Regions from separate parts of the Homo sapiens genome. Here region 2 is linked to region 1. The links are chromatin loops, found by intact Hi-C in ENCODE. Cell type or tissue: GM12878. All regions are shown on one strand. Each heading gives the region's core, and the rest is flanking DNA. Links, peaks and the distances in the headings are about the cores only.

What was found. Peaks named below come from ENCODE experiments on the same cell type or tissue, not always from the same donor. Only the 100,000 strongest peaks of a DNase experiment are listed, where the experiment ranks them.
Region 2: a loop joins it to region 1, with 7 times the contacts of the local background. A loop is called at or near these places in 2 of 110 quality-filtered maps.

The regions. Positions count from the first base shown.
Region 1 is chr15:78,111,752-78,121,355 of GRCh38, forward strand. All of the region lies in intron 2 of CIB2 (calcium and integrin binding family member 2), which reads right to left. Among named protein-coding and RNA genes, the nearest start is that of CIB2, 15 kb to the right of the region's middle. RefSeq lists an enhancer at 1,707-1,796. In GM12878, for the core only: a CTCF peak has its summit at 1,642 (motif pointing right); a DNase peak (open chromatin) is centred at 1,631.
Region 2 is chr15:78,477,834-78,488,732 of GRCh38, forward strand. IREB2 (iron responsive element binding protein 2) reads left to right here. Exons shown (of 22, transcript NM_004136.4): 10 at 464-564; 11 at 5,485-5,601; 12 at 6,928-7,087; 13 at 7,872-8,007; 14 at 9,900-9,984; 15 at 10,347-10,503; 16 at 10,814-10,899. Among named protein-coding and RNA genes, the nearest start is that of HYKK, 24 kb to the right of the region's middle. In GM12878, for the core only: a CTCF peak has its summit at 4,706 (motif pointing left); a DNase peak (open chromatin) is centred at 4,688.

The DNA of each region.
Region 1 (9,604 bases), core at 350-2,849:
AACTAGGGAGCATCAAGGGCCATGGGTTGAGCCCAAGATGGGAAATCCAAGCAGAAACTCTTAGCCACTCTTCCCCCTTACACTCCTGAGGGTCCATCAAAGCCTGGGCCCACTTCGTGGCCCCACCACCCCAACTTAAGCCCTGAGGGTTGGGTCTCTCTGGGAGAGCTCTCAGCAGTCCTCACACCCTCAGGAAGCCCCTATGAATGGGTCACCCATAAACTCTCTAACTGGGGGCCATCGGGACCCAGGCTGCTACCCTGGTGGGCCTGGCCCTCCCTCCTCACTGATGGGTCAGGTCCCTAGCTCCTGTCCCAGCCTCCAGGAAATCAAGCCCACCTCAACAAGCTGCATGGACCCTCAAAGGTGTAAGGCATCCTGGCACTGTCTCACTTGGAAGCTCCCTTCCTCCCCGCCCCCTGCCCATTATTCAGTCTTTCTTTGCCCTATGTCCACTTGTCCAGGTCCCTGTCATCCCAGAGAATAGCCCCCCATCCCAAGACAGGTACAAATTGTATTTAGATGACATTGTGAGCTGCATGTGGTGGCCTATGCCTGTAAACCCAGTGTTTTGGGAGGCTGAGGTGGGAGGACCACTTGAGGCCCAGAGTTTGAGACCAGCCTAGGCAACACAGCAAGACCCTGTCTCTACAAAAATGAAAAAAAAATTAGCTGGATATCGTGGCTCAGTCATAGCTACTTGGGAGGCTGAGGCTGGAGGATCACTTGAGCTTGAGCCCAGGAGTTGGAGGCTGCAGTGAGCTATGATTGCCCCACTGCATTCCAGCCTGGGCAACAGAGCGAGACCCTGCCTCTAAAAACAAAAATTGTGTCCATTAAGTGCTGCCATGGGTGGGACAAGTGTAAGGGGCATTGACTGTGGGCTGAGGTAGGTAACCTGCCTAAAGTGATGTCCTAGGCTGCTGGTGAATGGATTAGGTATGACCCTGTATCTCCCAGGCTTGGGCCGGCCCTGCCACCCCCAAAGCCAGATCAGCCCAGGTCTCCTTTTAAGTGGCTTGACCCTGTGACACACCCCAGGCCCACCTTTATCAAGCCATTCAGCACAGCCACCCAACCTTCCTTGGGTTCTACCAGTTCTTGTGGTCCTGCTGCCTACTGTCCTTAGCAAGGCACCTGACTACTTACCCAGCTCAAACAGATAATAACACCAGCTATCGTTTAGCAAGTGCTTACTCTGTGCCAGGCCCTGAACTAATCTTCTCTGTGGATTGCTTTACTTATTTTAATCCCCAAATCACCCTGAGAGGTAGATATTAGTCTCCCATTTTCAGGTAGGGAAAACTGAGGCTCAAGAATCAAGTGTCTTCCCCATCCTACACAGCCAATGAGCAGTGGGAACAGGACTTGAACCCAGGACCTCTGGACACCAACCACTTGGCTCCTCCCTGCAAGTCAAGCCCTGGTAAGCACATCATCTGCTGGTTCAGAGCCTGTCCAGGGCAAATGAACAGTAAAATGCCACATGCCCACTTTGCCAGTCGCACATTCCTATAAAAGGGTCTGAAATTACAAGGATGTGCCATGACTTGGAGACAGAGCAGGAGGGGAAAACCCCTAAACTTGTACTTTGGGTGGGAGGAGGCTCAGCAAATGCCAGGGCGGTGGGATCAAGCTGAGACTCTCCACAAGAGGGCACTCAAGGACTTTCTTTGCTCCTATTTCTTGCATAGAGGAAAACTACTTTTTTTTTTTTACACTGTCCCCAAATAAGGAACAACCACTTGTTTCAAAATTCATGCATCTTCTTTCTTTCTTTCTTTCTTTTTTTTTTTTGAGACGGAGTCTCGCTCTGTCGCCCAGGCTAGAGTACAGTGGCGCGATCTCGGCTCACTGCAAGCTCCGCCTCCCGGGTTCAGGCCATTCTCCTGCCTCAGCCTCCTGAGTAGCTGGGACTACAGGCGCCTGCCACAATGCCCGGCACATTTTTTGTACTTTTAGTAGAGATGGGGTTTCACCGTGTTAGCCAGGATGGTCTCAATCTCCTGACCTCATGATCCGCCCACCTCGGCCTCCCAAAGTGCTGGGATTACAAGGCATCTTCTTTCATAATTCATGCATCTGGTACTTTGACATATCCATTGTGCTTCCAACTGCTACATTTCCCACTTGACCTTGACCCCACCTCATATGTGGCAGTGTGATGTTGGAGTGTTTCTAGGGGTTGGCCTACACCTCTGAAGTTTTGTGGGATGGCTGCAGCAGGAGCATGAAGTCAGGCTGAGGTTGGAGCCCTGCCTACACCTCTCATTAGCAGTGTGGGTAAGTGGGTTAATCCACTGAAGGATAAGTTTCTCTATCAGTAAAGCAGGGGCTATTCTACTGTTCTCACCCCTGGATGTTCATAAAACCACTGGCCTTCAACTGGCAGCTTTTAGCATGCTGCCTGCCACGTCAGAGGCTCCCTGGAAGGGGTGGACTAGGGAGAGAGGCTATGGGTGCTTGGCAGGGTTGAGGAGGTATCCTCTGGGGTGGGAAGGCCAGCTTCTACCCTGGGACACAGATCTGTTCTAAAACAGTAACTAAAATCACATTGGAATTTTTCTTTAAAGAAAAATCCAAGGAGAATTTGAAAACCCAAATCACTGTGAAAGAAACTCTAAGCATTGTCAAAGAACCACATCTCTGTCACCTCTCCCCCAATAAAGGGCACTGAATTCAAGAAGAGTTATATATTAGTCCTACTGTAACATCCAGGACCAGAAACCATACTTACGCTACTTGAACTGCCCCCGAGTATGAGGCAAGAAATGTGAAAACTCTCACTTTATTTTACAAAGTTAACAAGAACCCTGATACAAGAACCTAATATGTAGCATCCAGAATGGACCAATGGCACTTGCATAGATAGATGAAAAAGTCTTATAAAATAACATACTGGGGGCCAGGCACAGTGGCTCATGACTGTAATCTAAATGTGCTTTGGGAGGCCAAAGTGAGAGAATTGCATGAGGCCAGGAGCTTGAGACCAGCCTGAGCAATGTAGTGAGACCATGTCTCTACAAAAAAAAAAAAAAAATTAAAAATTAGGTGGATGTGGTGATATGCATCAGTAGTCCTAGCTACTCAGGAGGCTAAAGTAGGAGGATCTCTAGCCTGGGCAACAGAGTGAGACCCTGTCTCTAAAAAAAAAAAAGATAAGTAAAGAAAGAAAAAAATAGCATACTGGTAAATCAAATCTAAGACTTTAAAAGAATAATATGTTAGGATCATGTAGGATTTATTCCAGAATGCAAAGATAGTTCAATATTTGGAAATCTGTGGCTACAAATCATATTAAGCAAAAAACATTTTGACCAATTTGATAGATGCATTTATGACTGTATATGTGAATACAGAAAAATATCTGAGAAGTTATATACTACATGTTTACACTGATAGTCCCTGGGAGGTGGGAGTAGAGAAATGTGAAAAGAAGGAGGCTAACTTTTACTTGTTATTTCACCTACTTCTCAATTATTTGAAATTTTAGAAGTAATTATTTATTTATTTATTTATTTTTTGAGACAGAGTCTCGCTCTTTCGCCCAGGCTGGAGTGCAGTGGCGCAATCTTGGCTCACTGCAACCTCTGCCTCCAGGGTTCAAGTGATTTTCTCATGCCTCGGCCTCCCAAGTAGCTGGAATTACAGGGGCATGCGACCACACTCGGCTGATTTTTTTATATTTTTAGTAGAGATGGGGTTTCGTCATGCTGGCCAGGCTGGTCTCGAACTCCTGACCTCAAGTGATCCACCACATCATCCTCTCAAAGTGCTGAGATTACAAGCATGAGCCACCGCACCTGGTCAAAAGTATTTTAAAGTATATGTTGTTTTGTCAATTAAAAAAACTTAAAATTCTTAGTAAAACAGAAACAAAAGGAGTTTCTGCTTAGGAGCAGAAACAAAAGGGTATCTCCTTCTCTTTTTTTTTTTTTTTTTTTTTTTTTGAGTCTTGCACTGTCACCCAGGCTGGAGTGCAGTGGCTCAATCTCAGCTCACTGCAGCCTCCGCCTCCTGGGTTCAAGCAATTTTCCTGCCTCAACCTCCTGAGTAGCTGGGACTACAGGCGCCCGCCACCACACCCGGCTAATTTTTGTATATACTGGGGATATACCCATCAATGTGGGATGCCTATAATCACCATTATTATATAACATTTCTCCCCAGGAGCACTAATCAATGTACTATTCGCCATCCAGGTCCATGAGTTCTGCATATGTGAGTCAACTGAAGACAGAAAATATTTGGAAAAAAAAAATTGCATCTACGCTAAACATGTATAGATTTTTTTTCTTGTCATTATTCCTTAAACAATACAGTATAGCAACTCTTTACACAGCATTTACATTGTATTAGGTGTTATAAGTAATGTAGTAATGATTTAAAGTATACAGGAGGTGCCGATTTAAAGTATATAGGAGGGGCTGGGCACGGTGGCTTACACCTGCAATCTCAGCACTTTGGGAGGCCGAGGCGAGCCAATCACTTGAGCCTAGGAGTTTTGAGACCAGCGTGGGCAAAACAGTGTCACCCTTGTCTCTACAAAAAATATATATATATAAATTAGTCAGGCATGGTGGTATGTGCCTATAGTCCCAGCTACTTGGGAGGCAGAGGTGGGAGGACCACTTGAGCCCAGGAGTTTGAGGCTGCAGTGAGCCATGATCGCACCACTGCACTCCAGACTGGGCGACAGAGATCCTGCCTGACAAAAAAAAAAAAAAATTATACAGAAGGATGTGCAAAGTGGATAAGGTTATATGCAAATAATATGCCATTTTATATAGGGACTTAAGCATTTGCAGTTTTTGGTATCCTTGGGAGGTCCTAGAACCTATCCCCCACAGATACTGAGAGAGGAATGTAATTAGTTAAGACAGTAAAATAGTACACTTAAATACTGGAGAGGAGGCAAGTTACCATTTACTGGAAAACCAAAAATAATTAGCTTAAAGACTATTTGAAATAGAAAGAGTTCAGAAGCCTTTCTACACAATAGTTTTTCTATTATGTATTAACATTAGCCTTTTCAAAAGTAGGATTTGGCTGAGTGCAGTGGCTCATGCCTGTAATCCCAGTGCTTTGGGAGGCCAAGGGGAAAGGATTGCTTGAGGCCAGGAGTTTGAGACCAGCCTGGGCAACACAGTGAGACTGTTTCTATAATTTTTTTTAATTAAAAAAAATGAATTCACAATTTAAAAGAACCAAAAAAAAAAACACAACTAAGTATAAAATTGGTATAAAATGTACTAATTTTGAAGTATCAAAAAAACCATGAAAGTTTAACAAAAGATATAAAAATATTTTAGGTACTTAGATAACTATTGTGCATTCCTGATCGGAAAGACTTAATGCTGTAATGATGACGATGATCTGTTCATTTTTCTATAAAATGAATATGACCCTAATCAAAACCTGCAAATGATCTATTTGGGATCTAGCCAGCCCAATTCAAAAGTGTGTTTGGTTAAGTGTTTCTTCAAGCTACTGGCAAAAAAAAAAAAAAAAAAAAAAAAAAAAAGTTTGTTTAAAAGAATAAATGTAGGAGTGTTGCAGGGGAACCCTGAAAAAAAAGAGAAACTGGGGAAACATTTTTCCCTATCAGGTATTAAAACAGTTTAAAGCTATAATAAGGACAATGTATGAAACAGACATTGGCATTTACAAGGCAGACTAGTAGAAGTGGTAGATCCCAATGTAAATGAGAATGAGCCCATGACACAGCATTTGAAATCAATGGGGAAAAGATTAATTCCTCTGAAAGTCACAAACCAGCAATCCACCATTCATGCCTAGTTTCCATATAGCATTTTAAAATAATTAAATTACGTCGAAATAATAAATTTAGAATTTTGCTGCCACCATATACAGATTGAAAGATCTTACACTATAAACCTGGGTTTCTTAATCAAGATGGTCTGAATTCCCCCAAGGCAACAACTAGCTGGGGCTAAGGAGCAGCTATTTCTGCAGGTGTCCGTTCTAAAGAGTTCCCACCCGACTAGACAGCTTCATTTATTTACAGTGCATGCTGGCCCCCCTGACAGGCAGCTGAGCTTCAGACTCTTGGGTTATTCACTGAATGATCTGGGGTCAGAAGACAAAAAGCATATAACAGCAGTGGGAGGAAAAAGCAAAAGTCTTAAAAATATCCATTATCTTTGATCAGGAAATTTGTTGGAAATACCCATATATGTGCAGTTATGTGAATGGTACCACAAGAATATTCACTGAAGTACAAATTAAAATCGTGAAAAGCTGGAAATCTAAATGTTCAACTATACAAATTAAGAAATATCCATTAAATGCAGCCATTTAAAATATTGTATCAGAATATCTAATGATATTGAAAGTTGTTCGCAAGATGTTAAATGAAAAAAGCAGAAGGTACAGTATAATCCCATTTTTTTTAAAAAAGCTTGTATATATTTATATACTCACAAAAAGAAAGACTAAGAGGAAGGCTGGTCACTAAAATGTTAGTGATTATCTTGGGTAGTAGGGGGACAGTAAGATCTTTTTTCTTATCTTTTTTTAACTTTAAAAATTGTGATAAATGGCTGGGCAGTGGCTCACGCCTGTAATCCCAGCACTTTGGAAGCCCAAGGCGGGCAGATCATGAGGTCAGGAGTTTGAGACCAGCCTGACCAACATGGTGAAACCCGTCTCTACTAAAATACAAAAAACAGCCTGGCCTGGTGGCGCGTGCCTATAACCCCAGCTACTCAGGAGGCTGAGGCAGGAGAATTGCTTGAACCCAGGAGGCAGAGGTTGCAGTGAGCCGAGATCGCGCCATTGCACTCCAGCCTGGGTGACAGAGCCAGACTCCGTCTCAAAAAAAAAAAAAAAAAAATTGTGATAAAATAACAGAAAATTTACCATCTTAATTATTAGTTTTTCTAAATTGTGGTAAAATGCACATGCCATAAAGTGTACCATCTTAACCATTTTGATGGGTACAGTTCAGTGGCATATTAAATATGTTCACATTATTATGCAACCATCACCACCACTGATCCACCTCCAGAACTCTCTCCATCTTCCAAAACTGAAACTCTGTACTAATCAATAAGTTCCCATTCCCCCTCCTCCCAGCCCCTGGCAACCACTATTCTACTTTCTGTTTCTAAGAATTTGACTACTTGGCTAGGCCTGGTGGCTCATGCCTGTAATCCTAGCACTTTGGGAGGCAGAAGCGGGTGGATCATTTGAGGTCAGGAGTTCGAGATCAGCTTGGCCAACAAGGTGAACCCCATCTCTACTAAAAATACAAAAATTAGCCGAGCGTGTTGGTACACGCCTGTAATCCCAGCTAATTGGGTGGCTGAGGCAGGAGAATTGCTTGAACCTGGGAGGCAGAGATTGCAGCGAGACACAGACTTTAAAAAAAAAAAAAAAAGAATTTGACTACTCTAGGTACCTCATGTAAGTGGAATCGTATATGTCATTTTGTGACTGCTTATTTCACTGTGCATAATGTCCTTAAGGTCCATCCATGTTGTAGCATGGGTCAGACTCTCCTTCCTTTTGCAGGTTGAATAGTGTTTTATTGTCTGTCTATACCGTGTTTGGTTCATCTATTCATTTGCTGATGGATTGCTTCCACCTTTTGTGAATAATGCTGCTATGATTGTGGGTGTACAAACATCTCAAGACTCTGCTTTCAATTCTTTTGGGTATATACCCAGAAGTAGAATTGCTGGATCATGTGGTGATTTTATTTGTAAGTGTTTGAGGATCCATCATACTGTTTTCTTTAGCTTTCTTATCTACTTTTACAATTTGCCTAAGGAAAAGCAATTTTAAGCATATATATACTTTTTTTTTTTTGAGATGGAGTCTCGCTTTGTAGCCCAGGCTGGAGTGAAGTGGCATGATCTCGGCTCACTGCAACCTCCGCCTCCTGGGTCCCGGTTCAAGCAATTCTCCTGCCTCAGCCTCCTGAGTAGCTGGGACTACAGGAACACACCACCATGCCCAGCTAATTTTTGTATTTTCAGTAGAGTTGGGGTTTCACCATGTTGGCCAGGCTGGTCTTGAACTCCTGACCTCATGATCCACCCGCCTCAGCCTCCCAAAGTGCTGAGATTAAAGGAGTGAGCCACTGCGCCTGGCCAATTTTAAGCATATTACAAAACAATACCATCTGCCTTTTTTTTTTTTTGAGTCAGAGTCTTGCTCTGTTGCCCAGGCTGGTGTGCAGTGGTGCAATCTCAACTCACTGCGGTCTCAACCTCCTGGGCTCCAGCACTTCTCCCACCTCAGCCTCCCAAGGAGCTGGGACTACAGGCACACACCACCAGACCTGGCTAATTTCTGTATTTTTTTTTTAGAGACAGGGGTCTCACCATGTTGGCCAGACTGGTCACAAACCCCTGAGTTCATGTAATCCACCGGCCTCGGCCTCTCAAAGTGCTAGGATTACAGGTGTGAGCCAACGTACCCGACCACAATCTGACTTTTTGATAAACACATACAAAAGAAAAACACTGGCATAATATATACCAAAAGATTAACAGCCTTATTTCTGGGTCATAGGCTTACAGGTAATTTTTTTTGTCTTCTCTTGACTGGCTTCATTTTCTAATTTTTCTACAATCATTATGTATATGTGTAGTAAGTAATTAAAATAGGTTACACAAAGTTTTTAAAAGGTTGAGAAAATAAACAATAAAATAACAAGTAGGCAAATACCTTGGAGTGCTGGCTGGGTGGGCCTCTCTGTGTACCAAGGGGACAAGGACTACTGTCCCGCTGATTAAAGAGCACAGCCTAATTAGGGCACAAGGGAAGTTGAAGTGCTAAGCTCTTACCTATAAAAAGCAAGGTGACTGAATAGGGTGGGCTGCCCACTCGGCCTCAATGTGGGAATGCAGGAGCTGTGTCCTGGGGAGCAATCGGATCTACCTGGGTGGGGGCAGGGCAGAGGGAAGGAGAATTGGAGGCGGGCTATCTGTGACTCGGTATCACTGCCCCAAAGTTGCCACAGAGCTGGGCCCCAACCTGCAAAGAAAAACCTCCTGCTCAAGTTTCCTCCTAGCCATCTGGTCAGTACGCAGGGAGCAGCTTACCAAGAAAACCATCCTGGTGGGGGTGGGGAGTAGCATCCCTGAAAGGCCCTTGGGAGCAGGGAAGATGAGCATGGCCTGGGGCTGGATAGCCTGGCTCTGCAGCTGACTTTGCCCTCTCTGGGCTCCAGGCCTCAGTTTTGTCACCCGGACCTGAGATGTGAACAGTGGAGAGGGCTCTCCTGGAGGGGCAGTCAGTCATGCTGGCCTCTCCACAGAGAAGGCTGGAGAAAAGCGAAGGGGGGTGAAACTGGAATTGAGCCATCATGGCCATGCCTGTTCCCTCTAGGGACAGGCAATCCCGAATCTGTCTTGTCTTAACTACCCTTCCCTGAGGGTGGACAGGTGGGCAGCAAACTCCAGGTAGCTCTTTTCATGTTTAATAACACCATCACCCAGCCCTCCCAGACACAGGGGCCTGTGAGAAAACAGCTCCTGCAAGCAATGTCATCCCCATGCTGCAGACGGGGCCTCAGGCTTGGGTTTTGCTCTGGTGTTGAATTACAGAGCCTAGGGTCCTGATGCGTGCAGAG
Region 2 (10,899 bases), core at 3,683-6,182, 370 kb after region 1:
TCACTTGAACCCAGGAGTTCAAAACTGCAGTGGGCTATGATGGCACCACTGTACTCCAGCCTAGGTGACACAGTGAGACCCTGTTTCTAAAAATAATAAATTTATTGGCGGGGTGTGGTGGCTCATACCCATAATTCCAGCCCTTTGGGAGGCCAAGGCAGGAGGATCTCTTGAGGCTGAGAGTTCGAAACCAACCTATTCAAAAAAAACAAGACCCTCCCGCCACCCCATCTGTACAAAACATTTGTAAAAAAAAAAAAAAAAAATTAACCAGGCACGGTGGGGTGCTACTTGGGAGGCTGACATGGGAGGATTGCTTGAGCTCGGGAGGTCAAGGTTGCAGTGAGCTGTGATTGCAGCACTGCGCTCCAGCCTGGGCAACAAAGTGAAACCCTGTCTGAAAAAAATAATAACTAAATAAATTTCTCACTGCATTTTGTTGTTTTGTTCATCTTCGTTTTAGGTTTTAGCAAAGCCAAACTCGAATCAATGGAAACATACCTTAAAGCTGTGAAATTGTTTCGAAATGACCAGAATTCTTCAGGAGAACCTGAATACTCCCAGGTATATGCAGAATAACCCACCTCGTAGCAAAGAGTGTAAATTGTGGTGTAATCCCAGCGCTTTGAAAGGTTGGGGTGGGTTGATTGTTTGAGTTCAAGAGTTTGAGACCAGCCTGGGCAATATGGTAAAACCCTGTCACTGCAAAAAAACTACAAACATTAGCTGGGCATGGCTTGCGCCTGTGGTCCCAAGTACCTGGGAGGCTGAGGTGGGAGGATCACTTGAGCCTGTGGGGCGAAAGAAAGTTGCAGTGAGCTGAGATTGTGCCACTGCACTCTAGACTAGGTAACAGAGTGAGACTTGTGTCAAAAAGGAAAAAAATAATAATAATAAATTCTAGAGTACCTGACCACCTGGGTTTGAATCCCAGCTCTAAGACGTGTTAGCTGTATAACCTTGGGCAATTTATTTAGCCTTTCTGCCTCAGTTTTCTCATCTGTTAGATATGACAATATCTACCTCTAAGGATTCTTAGATATTAAAAACAAATTCATAGAATAGTTCCAGGCACATAGTAAATGCTCAATAAGGGGTAGCTAATCTTTTTGTTTTGCTTTTTGAGACCCAGTCCGGCTCTTTCACCAGACTAGAGTGCAGTGGCACAATCATGGTTCACTGTAGCCTCAACCTCTGTGCTCAAGCTCCCACCTTGCTGGGATTACAGACATGAGCCACCACCATGCTTAACCCCTGTTTTGTTTTAATATTACTATTTTTTTAATATTATTATTTTTTGGACCCTGGGCAGGGTCTCATTTTATTTTACTGCCCAGGCTGGTCTCATACTTCTGGTTTCAGGGGATTCTCTAGTCTTGGCCTCCCAGAGTGCTGGGATTACAGGCATGAGCCACTGGACCTGGCTGAGGGGGTAGCTATCATTATTATTATTATTTAAGTAATGTTATTGTAGCCCAGTGCTTTTGTTTTATTCATTAATTTTACATAGAGTTTTATTATAGTGAATTTTGTAATATCTTATGAAGTCTAGTTGTGGTTTTTGGATTTTTTTTTTTTTTTTGGTAGAGAGAGGATTTTGCCGTGTTGCTTAGGGTGGTCTTAAACTCCTGGCCTCAAGCAATTCCTCCTGCCTTGGCCTCTCAAATTGCTGGGATTACAGGTGTGAACCACCAAGCCCAGCCTATGAAGTCTAATTTTTTAGTGTTTAAAATAATAGTAGTGACTCTTAATTCTTGCTCTAATTTATTTCTACTTTATGATAAGAGTAATATCTCCCTTCAGAATAATCAGTTTCGATGTTATCTGCATCTGGTTTACTTGTGTATTTTGCAAAATTCCGCTATTAAAGGTATACACTATTATGCAGTCTTACTTGTTAGTTTTAAAGATATTTTACAATCTAAGTAAATACTGAAATTATCCAGGAGTAGTGGCATGCTCCCGTGGTTCCACATCCTCAGGAGGCTGAGTAGGGACGATGGCTTGAGCCCAGGAGGTCAAGGCTGCAGTGAGCTGTGGTCATGCCACTGCACTCTAGCCTGGGCAACAGAATGAGACAGTGTCTAAAAAAAAAAAAAAAAATCTGTTGGAAATTTATATCAAAATAGGCAGAATTCACTTCCAGGGAAGCCTTAATTTTAATAAAATTCATTTTCTAGGAGTGTGTCAAGGATTTCTAACAACATGGTTTTACAGTTTTGGTTAACTGTTCATTAAACTCCATGAGGACAGGAACTTTGGTTTGGTATTGTATCCCCAGCTCCTAGAACAATTGCTGGCACATAGTAGATATTCAGTAAACGTGTTAGGTGAATAAATGAATCCATATAGGACCCATAGAAATTGAATTTGTGTGCTACTTTGGGCAAATCTTTTTACTTCTGATCATTTTCCAATCATTTTCACCTCTATTAGATCTAGTGCTTTGTCCATTTTTTTTCCTTGTTCACATTTTTTAAAATCCATAAATGGAAAGAATAAGAACAATGGGAAAACTTTGGTGGTAGAATAAAATGAAATAAATATGCCTGTTAAAAACCCTTGGCCAGGTGCGGTGGCTCACGCCTGTAATCCCAGCACTTTGGGAGGCTGAGGCAGGCAGATCACCTCCTGAGGTCAGGAGTTCACGACCAGCCTAGCCAACATGGTGAAACCCCATCTCTACTAAAAATACAAAAAAATAAATTAGCCAGGTGTGGTGGTGGGGGCCTGTAATCCCAGCTACTCAGGAGGCTGAGGCATGAGAATCGCTTGAACCCAGAAGGCGGAGGTTGCAGTGAGCTGAGATGACACCACTACATTTCAGCCTGGGCAACAGAATGAGACTGTCTTAAAAAAAAAAAAAAAAAAAATGTCTGGCCGGGCGTGGTGGCTCACGCCTGTAATCCTAGCACTTTGGGAGGCCCGCACTTTGGGAGGCCGAAACAGGCAAATCATGAGGTCAGGAGGTCCAGACCATCCTGGGTAACACGGTGAAACCCCATTTCTACTAAAAATACAAAAAATTAGCTGGGCATGGTGGCATGCGCCTGTAGTCCCAGCTACTCAGGAGGCTGAGGCAGGAGAATTGCTTGAACCTGGGAGACAGAGGTTGCAATGAGCTGAGATGGCACCACTGTATTCCAGCCTGGGCAACAGAGCGAGACTCTGTCTCAAAAAAAAAAAAAAATTTCCCAGCAGACCAGGTGTGGTGGCTTATGCCTGTAATTACAACCCTTTGGGAGGCCAAGGCAAGAGGATTACTTAAGGCCAGAAGTTCAGGACTAGCATCATAAGCAAGGCCCTGTCCCTAGAGAAAGGGGATGGATGGCCCGAGCCCCTGAGTTTGAAGCTGCAGTGAGCTATGATCGAGTCAATGCACTCCAGCCTTGAGCGATAGCAAGACCCACCCATGCTGGAGTGCAGTGGCGTGATCACGGCTCACTGCAACCTCCATTTCCTGGGTTGAAGTGATTCTCCTGCCTCAGCCTCCTGAGTAGCTAGGATTACAGACATGCGCCACCATGCCCGGCTTTTTTTTTTGAGAGAATCTCGCTCTGTCACCAGGCTGGAGTGCAGTGACACGATCTTGGCTCACTCCAAGCTCTGCCTCCCAGGTTCATGCCATTCTCCTGCCTCAGCCTCCCAGGTAGCTGAGACTACAGGTGCCCGCCACCACACCTCGCTAATTTTTTTTTTTTTTTTGTATTTTTAATAGAGACGGGGTTTCACCGTGTTAGCCAGGATGGTCTCGATCTCCTGACCTCATGATCCGCCTGCCTCGGCCTCCCAAAGTGCAGGGATTACAGGCCTGAGCCACCGCGCCCGGCCTATTTTTTGTATTTTTAGTAGAGATGGGGTTTCACCGTGTTGGCCAGGATGGTCTCAAACTCTTGACCTCAAGTGATCCACCCGCCTCAGCCTCTCAAATTGCTGGGATACAGACATGAGCCGCCGCGCCCGGCCCAAGACCCTGTCTCTTAAGAAAAAAACAAAAAACAAACCTGACCATGTAAAGAAATAAAACTAAAATCATTAGGATGTTGATTTCAAGAGAAACTTCTTAAATGGATATTTATGGGCAAAGACTAGGATCGCCTGAATCCATTAAATGAAAGTATAAGTAAGCCAGGTGTGGTTATTCTTGCGTGTAATCCCAGCACTTTGGGAGGCTGAGGCGGGAGGATTGCTTGAGCTCAGGACCAGCCTGGGCAACATAGTGAGACCTCACCTCTGCTAAAATTCACTTAGCCAGGCGTGGTGGCGCATGCCTGTAGTCCCAGCTACTTGTGGGGCTAAGGCGGGAGGATCACTTGAGCCCAGGAGGTTGAGGCTGCATTTAGTCCTGACTGTGCCACTGCGCTCCAGCCTGGGCAACAGAGTGAGACCCTTTCACAATAAAAATAATAATAATAATAAATAAATACAGTGTAAGTAGTTGGATCAGTCAGAATAAACAGGGATATAAAATAATGTTGAAAGCCATGATGAAAAGTTTCAAGATGGTTATATTCACATAAAATGCATGAAGGAAACGATAGAAATGCCAGAAGAAATAAATAGGAATCTAGTTGGAAGTGGGATTTTTAACAAAAAATACGTTTCTTAACCAAGGAATAGAACCCTGAGTTGCAGCAGGCTGGCCAGTGAAACCCTCTGGAACAGGAAAAAGAACGCTTTCTCTGCTGTGTCCCTTCAGCACCCTCTAGTGACCAGTCTTCACATTCTTCACATCATGTGTGCTGACAAAGGAGAAATGTTTACTAACCGTTTACCTCTGTGATCACAGAGCGGGCAGGAGGGTAGATTTGGAGCTCAGAGGCAATAAGTTGATAGCTGGCATAGGCATCTATTTTATCATTGGACATCTGTTAAGACAGTGTTTATCTTTGTGGGAAAAAACACTTGGGAAACCAGGTTTTTTTTTTTTTTGAGACGGAGTCTCGCTGTGTTACCCAGGCTGGAGTGCAGTGGCGCGATCTTGGCTCACTGCAAGCTCCGCCTCCTGGGTTCACGCCATTCCCCTGCCTCAGCCTCCCGAGTAGCTGGGACTACAGGCGCCCACCACCACGCCCGGCTAATTTTTTAGTAGAGACGAGGTTTCACTGTGTTAGCCATGATGGTCTTGATCTCCTGACCTCGTGACCTGCCCACCTCGGCCTCCCAGAGTGCTGGGATTACAGGTGTGAGCCACCGCGCCCGGCCCCAGATTTTGTATATGCAGTACAATTGGTGTTGTGGTAGTTTAATTGCATACTGATCTACTAGTCTTGATTTTAGCAAATTTTCATGTTTCGTACATTTAAATGTGCTTGTTTTAAAATCTTTATTTCTTGGGGTTGAGGGTGTATTATACTATTAAAATAAATTGCATTAAAATAAATACGAATATACTTACTCTGCTTTAGAAAGTAATGCTTCAATTGGAATCTGTCGTAAGGAATTAATTCTAATTCCTTGTTCTTTCTCTTTCTCATTTCTTAGGTGATCCAGATTAATCTGAATTCAATAGTTCCATCTGTTAGTGGTCCAAAAAGACCTCAGGATAGAGTTGCTGTGACAGATATGAAAAGCGATTTCCAGGCTTGCTTAAATGAAAAGGTAGGTTACTTTATTCTTATCCGTGTTTTTCAACCCGCTTTGTGCTAAGTAGTAAAGAACCAACAAGGTGACCCATAAACTCAATTCACTGCTATGTTTTATATATTATGGCACACACCAGCAGCCCCCTTATTTTCCTTCTGTCTAATGTGCAAGTCAGTCATTAGGTAAGCTTGTTCCCAGTTCCATTGTGAGGATCAGAGATTGATTGTGTCTATTTAAATTAAAATTATATACAATTTAAAATTGAGTTTCTTAGTCACAGTAGTCTCATTTTTAAATGCTGAATACATATGGGTCTTGTATTGATGAACAGCATAGATAATTGAATAGTTACATCATCACAGAAACTTTTTTTTTTTTTTTTGAGACAGAGTCTCACTTTGTTGCCCAAGCTGGAGTGCAGTGGCACAATCTCGGCTCACTGCAACCTCCCCCCTCCCGGGCTCAAGCGATTCTCCTGCCTCAGCCCCCAAAGTAGTTGGAATTACAGGAGTCTACCATCATTCCTGGGTAATTTTTGTATTTTTAGTAGAGACAGGGTTTCACCATGTTGGCCAGACTGGTCTTCAACTCCTGACCTCAAGTGATCTGCCCACCTCAGCCTCCCAACAGTGCTGGGATTATAGCCATGAGCCACCGCACCTGGCCTACAGTCATAAAATTTGGTAAATGTGACCGAGTAGCAAGTGGTCTCTGGCTTTTGAGGGTTTGTATTTTCTGTCTGAGAATCACAGTTTTAGTCTTGTCACTTTCTCTATTCTGAGATCTCTAGTACTTGGCTTTCCTTTCAGAGCCTTTCTTTTTATGATTTCTTGACTTTTTGTTCAGAAAGTGTTAAACTTGTACAAAAACAAAATAGTCCACTGAATTGCCATGTACCTGTCAATTAGCTTCAATAATTAGCAACTCATAGCCAATCTTGTTTCAGCTATGCTACACTCACACACATAGGATCCCTTTGGAGGAAATCTTCGGGGTCATTTTAACAGAAAAAAATTTCTGCCATCTCTTGAGAATTACTATAAACAGGGATGATTAAGAACAACAAAGCCAAATGAGATCTGGATTCTGGGTGGTAGGCTGGACTCGCTTAGTAGATAAAAGTTTTGCTTGTGAACATCACCAGACTCCTGTCGTGCCCATGCAGATTTATGCTTCAGCTGAATTACAACTACTGAATGTTATGGGCCTTTAGCATCACTCACAAAAAGGATTTTTAATGTTAAATCATCAAATGTCCGGTATCTGCTATGTTTTCTGCCAGTCTTTTATTCTGTACATACCCAGAATATTTAGTTTATATTTTTGTGGAAATTTGTATAGGTTGGATTTAAAGGCTTCCAAATTGCAGCTGAAAAACAAAAGGATATTGTCTCCATTCATTATGAAGGAAGTGAATATAAGCTGTCTCATGGATCAGTGGTCATTGCTGCAGTTATCAGTTGTACCAATAATTGCAATCCATCTGTCATGCTTGCTGCAGGTGGGTTGTGGTTTATGGCCATACTTTTTCTTTTTCCTTAATTATTGTTGGCTTTTCTGTTATTGTAACTTTGTTTCTTAGATGATGCATGAGTGTCTACATTTGATATTGAGAGACTTTCTAGTATTTTAGTTAGGTCTTAAGGAGCCTGAGTTTGATTTATGTTGTTTTTATTACACCGAAGGTAAATTTACTGTTTACTATAACTTACCTGTCAATTAATTTTAGGTTGTATCTGCTTCTCTTGTTAATTTAGAACTATAGTTAATTAGCAGGTATTTCTTGATTATCTAGAAGTTAACCATAACAGTGTGGTAGATTTCATTAAAAGTTATAAAAGTAGTAAAAGATCATTGTCTTGGCAAGGATTGTAAATGAAATTAATTTGTATGCCCATTGGAACAATTCCTTAGTTGTATAAAACCATGTATAATGTGTTACATTGCTCTTATTGTAATTATGACTTTAAAATGGTTTGCTTTAGAAAAAAGAAGAAAGAGAAAAAATGGTTTTGTTAACATGTACTTATATATGTGCACCTTTTGTTTACTCTGTGTGAATGATGTCAGCCTGTATCTTAATAATTTTCAACATAAAGGCTGTAATTTTAAATTTGTTGTAAATGAAGCAAATCAGTAGAATAAAGTGGACAAAATAATGACAGTAAGTTTATGAATTCATACTTTAATCTGTTAAATAAATTACTTCTCACTTTTTACTTTAATATGGGTGAGAGAGGGAAAGAAACATTGCCATAATAAATCATTGTTTGTTGGCTGTGCAGGTCTTTTGGCTAAAAAGGCTGTTGAAGCTGGTCTGCGTGTTAAACCTTATATAAGAACAAGTTTATCTCCAGGCAGTGGGATGGTTACACATTACCTCAGTTCAAGTGGAGTATTACCATATCTAAGTAAGCTTGGGTAAGTAACAGCTATCGCACTTCATATTGATATTGGTGTTCAGTAGGTACTGAAGCTGCTTGTTTGTGCCTTTCATATACAAAGAGAAGATAGAAAAAATATGCTTTAGTTTTACTTGCTACCTTGCCATTACCATACAATTTTTGATGCCTTATCACTCAGGAAACACTTATTGGGCATATCAAATGAGCAAAGCACCAGGTTGGATACACAGAAGTAGGAGATGTGGTCTTAGCTTCAAGATACTTAGTTGGGAAGACAAGACAAACAAGTACAACCAAATAACAGTTACAGTGTAAGAAACGATACCAAGTATGCACAATTTCTGTGAGTTGTGTAGGTCAGTTCAAAAAAGAAAGAAATCTTATAGTTTGCATTTATTAACTGAAAATTGTCTTAATTTTAGTTTTATGAGGTTATTGGGTCTATAATACATAAGTTTAAATTGTCCCTGAACTTTGGAGAAAGTAACTTATGTTTTTTGGGCTGGGCGCGGTGGCTCACGCCTGTAATCCCAGCACTTGGGGAGGCCGAGGCAGGCAAATCATGAGGCCAGGAGTTTGAGACCAGCCTGGCCAATATGGTGAAACCCCGTCTCCACAAAAAATACCAAAATTAGCCAGGCGTGGTGACGCACACCCATAGTCCCAGCTACTCAGGAGGCTGAGGCAGAAGAATTGCTTTAACCTGGGAAGCGGAGGTTGCAGTGAACCCAGATCGTGCCGCTGCACTCCAGCCTGGGCGACAGAGCGAGACTCCATCTCAAAAAGAAAAAAAAAAAAGTAACCTATGTTTTTTATGTAATCCAAAACAATTGATGCTAGTTGTGTGGGGATTTTTTGGTTTTGAGACAGTGTCTTGCTCTATTGCCCACACTGGAGTGCAGTGGTGCAATCACAGCTCATTGCAGCCTCGACCTCCTAGGCTCAATCAGTCTTCCTACCTCAGCCTCCTGAGTGGCTGGGACCGCAGGTGTGCACCACCACACCCAGCTAATTTTTATGTTTTTAGCAGAGACAGAGTTTCACTGTGTTGGCCAGGCTCGTCTCAAACTTGTTCCCTTAAGTGATCGGCTCGTCTTGGCCCCCGAAAGTGTTGGGATTACAGGCCTGAGCCACCACACCCAGCCTAGTTATATTTTCGGTGTGTATTTTGGAACATATGAGTCATCAATTCCATTGCAAAACTGATAAATTTTAGACTTTTTTGCTTTTAGAATAGCATCTGAAAGTAATTTAGAGGACTGTGCCTGTAATCTTTTGGTTATATTATCTTGGATTTATTGTCAGAGACTCTTCTTGGGTTTAACTGGTTGATAATTGAGAGATTACTCCTATCAGAGTGCCCAATTACAATCAATGCCTCTTTTGGGACCTTTGGTCAGGTTATTATAGCCAGGTCCTCTTTACATTTTAAACTCTTGGATGGAAGTACAGTATCAATTATTTTAAAAGGTCATGTTATATTCCTAGCAAGTAGTATTTGGGGGAATTCTCTTGTACAGTGATAAGTGCTATTAAGGCTCTTCAAAGGTTTGCATTCACCTTTGAGACCAGCCTGAGCATTTTTATTTTTTATTTTACAAAAAATAAAAAAATTAGCTGGGCCTGGTGGCGAGCGCCTGTGGCCCCAGCTACTTAGGAGGCCAAGGAGCAGGATTGCTTGAGCCCAGGAGGTTAAGGCTGCAGTGAGCTGGTTCAAATAGCATGCCTGAGAGTTAGACTTGATTGCTCAGAATCTTCTGAGGTGAATATATTGATGAAGGTTAATCCATGTGTCATGAATAGTCTTTTAAGTAATCTTATTACAGTGATAGAAATACAAGATAAGACTTGTCCTTTCTCTATAAATGTTGTGATGTGCTATTCAGTCACTTTTTTTTTGAAATGCAGATTTGAAATCGTTGGCTATGGATGTTCAATTTGTGTGGGAAATACAGCACCCTTATCAGACGCAGTTTTAAATGCAGTAAAACAGGTAAAATGTGTGGATTGGCAAGACATCTAAATGATTTTCTTAACTATGTTTTGTTACTAAATTATAGAAAATATATATTGATGTGTTTATATTTCTGTAAACTCTGCACCTCTTGGCAATAGTAACCTGTGAATCTTTAAATGATTCAATGAATCATTTGTAGATCCTTGAAATAATTCCTTCATAATACAAGGAATTGATTTAGTTTATTTGCAAGATGCATAGTTCTATATTTAAAAATTAGTAATATGTTTTTTGGTTAATCTCGCCCTCAGACTTTAAGATTGCTTATATATGATTATCCAGATTTGTACCATCTCTAGAATTGAATTTATTTGTTTGTGTGTTTGTGTTTTTTTCAGGGTGATTTGGTTACCTGTGGAATTTTATCTGGAAACAAAAATTTTGAAGGTCGTCTTTGTGATTGTGTTCGTGCCAATTATCTTGCCTCTCCACCCTTAGTGGTAGCTTATGCCATAGCAGGCACAGTGAATATAGATTTCCAGACAGAACCTTTAGGTATCTTTTCCTTTATGTATATGTATACCTACACATACTTTTCCCAATGGAAGTCGTTATATTTTTGAAATGTTTCTTAGACCATCTATTCTTTGAATTATTTCAGGAAGACGTATGATAATGTATAGTTATTAATTTCTGTGTTTATGTGAAGAAAATAAAATGTACAGGTAATTAGTTCTTCCAGCCGCTTAAGCCTGAAGCACCCTGTTGAATCATTTACTTGATTTCCATGATATGTCTTTGAAAAGGTATGAACATTTTCAGAGTTATTTTTTTACTGAGTATCATGTTCAAAAATTTTAACCAGGTACTGACCCCACCGGCAAGAACATTTACCTGCATGATATTTGGCCTAGTCGAGAAGAAGTTCATCGAGTAGAGGAAGAACATGTT